Regions from separate parts of the Homo sapiens genome. Here region 2 is linked to region 1. The links are chromatin contacts, found by Hi-C or POLR2A ChIA-PET in ENCODE. All regions are on one chromosome and are shown on one strand. Each heading gives the region's core, a stretch centred on a gene start or an enhancer-like site at or near the end of the contact. The rest is flanking DNA. Distances are from core to core; before and after follow the strand shown. Region 1 holds the start of LARS2-AS1 (LARS2 antisense RNA 1). Region 2 overlaps CDCP1 (CUB domain containing protein 1).

Region 1 (2,700 bases), core at 183-2,682:
TATGTGAAATGTATCACTTATTTCTTTGGTATTTCTTGAGTGCTTGCTATGTGCCTGGCACTGAGCTAGGCACTGGGGATATAATGTTGGGCAAAGCAATCTCTGCCCTTGGGGAGCCAGCCTGTTTACGATCACTGAACCAAACCAATGCCTGACAACTCTCAGAGCTGTGAGGGAGGAAAAGAAAGAGTGCAGTCATATTTGAAGAGCTCCTCCTCCCAATCAAGTCCAAATTCCTCCGCATAGCCATCCAGGACTTCTCCCTGTCCCCTGCCACTCCCTCTGCTCTTTCAAATGTTGCCTGCATGTGCTTCCACGTCTTTACTCACGCCATTTCCCAAACTGTTATCAAAACTCTAGTCCTCCTTCCTGGCTCAACTCAAATGCCATCTCCACTGAGAAGGTATCTCCTGGTCAGAATTAGAATTAGTTGTTTTTTCCTTCCTGATGCATCCTGTGTAGTGCCTGTAATTGTATCTAGCAGCTATTACATTTTATTGTGTATTTAGGTAAGCTGCTTGCCTGTCTTTCTCCTGTGAGGAGTAGGAGGATGATTTTTTTTTGAGACAGGGTCTTGTTCTGTCACCCAGGCTGGGGTGCAGTGGCACAATCACAGCTCACTGCAGCCTCAGTCTCCTGGGCTCAAGTGATATTCCCACCTTACCCCTGCAAGCAGCTGGGACCACAGGCGCGCACTACCACACCCAGCTAATTTTTTGTATTTTTGGTAGAGATGAAGTCTCACTATGTTGCCCAGGCTGGTCTTGAACTCCTGAGCTCAAGCAATCCTCCTGCCTCGGCCTCCCAAAATGCTGGGATTACAGGCATGAGCCACTGCTCCTGGCCTTGAAAATCCTTAAAGGCCACTCTCAGTCTCCAGTTCCTAACAGATGCTCAGTAATGTTAATTGCCTTGAACTCAATCAAGCTTGTTTCAGTGGATGAATAAACCTACCAGCAGCAGGGGTGGGGGATAATGTGAGTAGGACAAAGTGGAGGCAAGAGAGGAGGGAAGAAAGAAATGAGTGAAGTGGGGCACTGGATGCTATACTTTCCAGCTAGTGCCACCATCTTTTTGCAGGGAGGGGTGCATTGAAAGATCCCAAGCAGCTGAAGCAAGAGAATGAGAGCAGGGGAATGCCCCGATGAGTGCTCACATGGAATTTCCCAGTGGGGAAAGGGGCGCTTCCCAGCTCCTAGAATCCTGCTCATTCCCAAGTGTTTTCCCTCCACTTTTCCAGGGAGCCAGGGAATGGGCTATAGGGAGTTGGGAATCTGGTTTTCACTCTTGGCTGAAGCTGGCCATGTCTACTCTCATGCGTAGTTTAGCTCTGAATGAGTCACACTTGTTTATTCATTCAACATGTATTTACATGATAATTGGGTACACAGCACTAGGCAATTAATTGGAGAGCTTACAATAAGAACAGGCAGCCCAGGACATGCTCATAAATAACCATCAGCACTACAAGAAAGACGTACCAAATGTGATTTGGAGGCGCAAGGTGCACAGGAATGAAGGACAAAGGACATCAAGGGCCCTGCTGGACTTGGAACCCAGGCCTGCTGGAGCAGAGATCACATCACATTGCCAAGTTCATTATTCAGATTCACAATTGGGGTAATGTGTTTCCCTTTTGTTCACTCATTCATTCACTCAACAGATGGTACTTGGGAACAGACTTGCGTATGCAACTGAGTTATTCATTCATCATAGTGACTGTGCACAGCAGGGGCCTTTATAAGTGAGTGGAAAATCTGCAACTCTAAACCACTAACAAACCGTTCTGACTCAGGGACCATCAAACGCGGGAGTATTAGGCAGGGCCTCTGCCTTGAAGAAGGCCCTGGATTTCTGAGTCAGCTTTCTTCCTACTCCTTCGGTACATCCCTGGAGGTAGATCATGCTTGCTTGCACTGAAGCACAGCTATATGTAAGCACAGTGATGAAAACTGGGGGGAGATCTTCACAATTTCTTCATTAGTTTAGACTGCACTAACTCAGAAATTGCAACAACTGATAGCTGCTGGGCATTGAAGGCCACATTTGTCCCACTTGGAAGAAGGAAAGAAGGAAGGGAGGGAGGCAGGGAAAGAGGGGAGGAAAGGTAGGGAGGGAGGAGAGGGAGGAAGGGAGGGAAGGAAGGGAGTTGCTAATTATTAGGATAAACAAGGAAATTCAGAACATTGATTGATTGGCCATGTTAAGTGCTCTTAAAAAAATCACTATATACAAGGAATGTGCTAATTACAGTATGAGCAAAGAATATCAGGATGTATCAGAGCCCCACCTTCTTGCTGCAGATGACATTTACCTATTCATGAAGCCCCAGAGAGCCTGCTGCCCACTCCCCTGACCTGGTGCGAGAGTGGCCTGCCAGGCTGCAGATCTTTGAAGGCCATAGATCTCTGAAAATGGTCTCCAAATTGGACTTTTCATTAAATCAGACTAAGTTTACCTTCCTCTTCTTCCTTGTTCTGTGCCCAGGGCCATCATGTCACATAATTAGCCTAGTTTCTAAGTATTAGCCATGGCTCATTCTTGAAATATCACCATTCCCATTTCCTAGCAGCCAGTTAGTGGCGCAGAAGGAGGGTTTACTAATACAGCAGGACCCAAGTAAAGCTTCTCTTCCCTTCCTGTTCCTTTTCCCAGTAGCCCCGTTTCTGGCATGATCAGAGTAACAGAGAAGAAAGCTCT
Region 2 (2,700 bases), core at 78-2,577, 400 kb after region 1:
CTTCACTGCTGCACCTCTCTGAGTCCAACCCAGGCTTTGCCCTAACTTGACCTTCCTTTGTCCCCAGAAGCAGGGGAACAACTACCCAGACCAAAGCCACTACCCCAGGAGTGCACTTGTGGGTGGTTTGCATTCTTCACACAACATGGATTTATCTGTCTCCACGTCTGCATCTTACTAAACTCCTCCCAGTCAGGAATCTTGTCTTATTGCTCTTTCTATTCCCACCACAGCTTCCGACACATTCCAGGCCCTCCATAAATCCGTGTTGCACCAATCTCAGGAGTCAGCATCTTTTCCAAAGTGGCTCAAGAGCCAGTTGCACCATAAGAACCCACAGCCCATCTGAAGGGGCAAGGCAGATACAGTGAAGTGGGGCACCCATGAGAGCAGCTGCTTGGTGGTGGGGCAGACAAGGAGAAGGGCATCAGAAATAAGAGCAAAGGCAGAGCCTGGAGACCTTCTCAAACCAAAGTGCAACCATAGAAAGCCAGAGCCTCAGCAGGGGTGGAGAAAGCTGTGAGAGGCACCAGCCAGCCCAAACCCCTCATTATCTACAGCAGGACCTGAGCACAGTGGGCCCAGGCTACAAAAAAACAGACAGGTGTTACCTTGAACCTAATTGTCCAAAAAACAAGATAAAAATATCTACCATCAGTCCTCTCTACTTTGCTGAGAAACATCAGGTAGGTTCAAACTAGACCCAGAGAACTCCTGTAGGGAGTATTTTTCCATGGCTTGACCACAAACATCCTGTGTTTTGAGTCATGTACAATTACCCAGGAACTGAGGAATAACTGATGTGGCCATCCGTGACCACATCTGTAAGCAGTGATAGCTTCAGCTGCCCACAGTGTGCAAACCACGGGTGTCTGAGAGCTCAGTTCATGTTCACCTCTACCACACAAATCTTGTTTTTAAGTGCTCCACAATGCACCCTCTCCTTTCTTTTTTGATATCACAAGATTACCATGTCATGCCTGATGTTATTACCACTTTCACCAGGCAGCCTGTTTCTCTCTTTGTATAATTTCTAAAGGTTCAAGTGGCCCTGCTGATAATGATTATGTGAGTTAATGGTACAGTATTCTACCCATCTATATTATATTCTACCCATCTATATATCTACCCATCTATAAGGCTTTAGGGAGAGCCTTCTAGCCTACTAGCCTACTGCTTTATGCATCCTCTTCTAGCTTTTGGAAAATCTGTTTGCTTTCCTGAAAATACCAAACAAACTATTATCTTCAAAACCCATGGGCTTCTGGGTGATCATGAGTCACATACGACAAGCAGATGTGCATTTCCAGTGTGTTACACAGGACGCTTTGTTAACCACTCTGGGTGAATGCTGGTTGTGGAAGCAGATACATTGCTCCTTTTTTGGCTTTTACAACCTCCAGAAGCCACCTGGAACCTTAAATAATTATTGGATTTGTTTTTGCTTCTTGTTTTTTGTTTTTGTTGGGTAACTTGTGTTCCATGAGTCTTAAATTTGTCCTGCTGAGCTGATAGGTATTATGGCCTTTGACTTACTCCCATTGAGTCCATTTCCAAAAAAAATTGTCTATCTATAGATACCACAAAAATGATTAGGGGCCTTTATGAAACATCAGTCAGTAACCCAATCCCTTCAAAGGTCCCCAGTGTGGCTTTTACAACAGTGTCAATAACTATTAAATAGTGAAGGGTTTTCTTTTGGTGGCAGGTGGGGGTTAAACATCAGGCTCAAATGTTTTGTTTGTTTGTTTTTTGAGACAGAGTTTTGCTCTTGTTGCCCAGGCTGGAGTGCAATGGCACGATCTTGGCTCACCGCAACCTCCGCCTCCTGGGTTCAAGCGATTCTCCTGTCTCAGCTTCTCAAGTAGCTGGGATTACAAGCCCACCATGCCCAGCTAATTTTGTATTTTCAGTAGAGACAGGGTTTCTCCATGTTGGTCAGACTGGTCTCAAACAATCGACCTCAGGTGATCTGCCCACCTCAGCCTCCCAAAGTGCCAGGATTACAGGCGTGAGCCACCACACCCAGCCTCAAATGTTTTTTATATGAAGGCATCTGCAATGTTGTAGAAAAACTATGGGATTCTTTCAAGGCAGGAAACTGTGTCCAGATCACAGATCTGCCCCTTTATTAGGGAACATTGAGCGGTTAATTTGCAACCTTCTCAGCTGTAAAATAACAATAGTCATTCCTCCTTCCCCCCATGTTGTGAGGGTGAGATAAGGCAACTTGTCAAAGCACACAGACCTCACTGAGTAAAGATCTGTCTTGTCTTTCCATAGATTTATGAATGTTAATAGGTAATTTTACATTTAAAACACCCATCTGTGAGAGATAAGGGCTGCACATTTCCACCCTGTTTTGCCTGCTGAAGCCACATATGAAAACATTCTGTAGGCAGCAGGGAAATTAACTGTGTCTACCCCTCAGGTTCCTCAGGTTATTTTGAGATCCAACCAAAAGAAGTGTGGAAAGAAATGTGTAAAATGACTAATGAATGAGGTGCAAATGCAAAATAGAAAGTGGAATGAAGTGTGATATTACAGAGAGCCTCCTCATAACGGGCAGTCTGTCTTGCCCCCAGAATCAATAAACTGGGCTTCTGTTTTAGCTGGGACATGAGGTATCTCACCACAGTCCACCTGATTATTATACAGTAATTTTCAAAAGAAATATAAACTGTAAAACCACAATAGTGT

What was found. Hi-C counts contacts between places; a loop is a spot of excess contacts on that map. ChIA-PET counts read pairs that join two places held with the same protein, here RNA polymerase II (POLR2A). Pooled maps may share reads with other maps.
Region 2: a loop to region 1 is called in a pooled map, with 5 times the contacts of the local background. The contact joins the enhancer-like site here to the promoter of LARS2-AS1 in region 1. A Hi-C loop is called at or near these places in 1 of 168 maps with a recorded cell type or tissue (PC-3) and 5 of 50 pooled maps. POLR2A ChIA-PET finds 5 or more read pairs at or near these places in 1 of 52 experiments (activated B cell).

What each region holds. Positions count from the first base shown.
Region 1 is chr3:45,508,277-45,510,976 of GRCh38, reverse strand. LARS2-AS1 (LARS2 antisense RNA 1) reads left to right here and starts at 1,432. Exons shown (of 4, transcript NR_048543.1): 1 at 1,432-1,620. All of the region lies in intron 15 of LARS2 (leucyl-tRNA synthetase 2, mitochondrial), which reads right to left. RefSeq lists a silencer at 1,066-1,360 and an enhancer at 2,187-2,700.
Region 2 is chr3:45,104,103-45,106,802 of GRCh38, reverse strand. The region is part of intron 4 of CDCP1 (CUB domain containing protein 1); the gene reads left to right. Among named protein-coding and RNA genes, the nearest start is that of CDCP1, 41 kb to the left of the region's middle. Within about 2 kb of position 1,327, at least 4 of the 41 ENCODE cell types and tissues checked have a DNase peak (open chromatin) inside an H3K27ac peak, as active enhancers do; they include PC-3, where a contact is called at or near this core.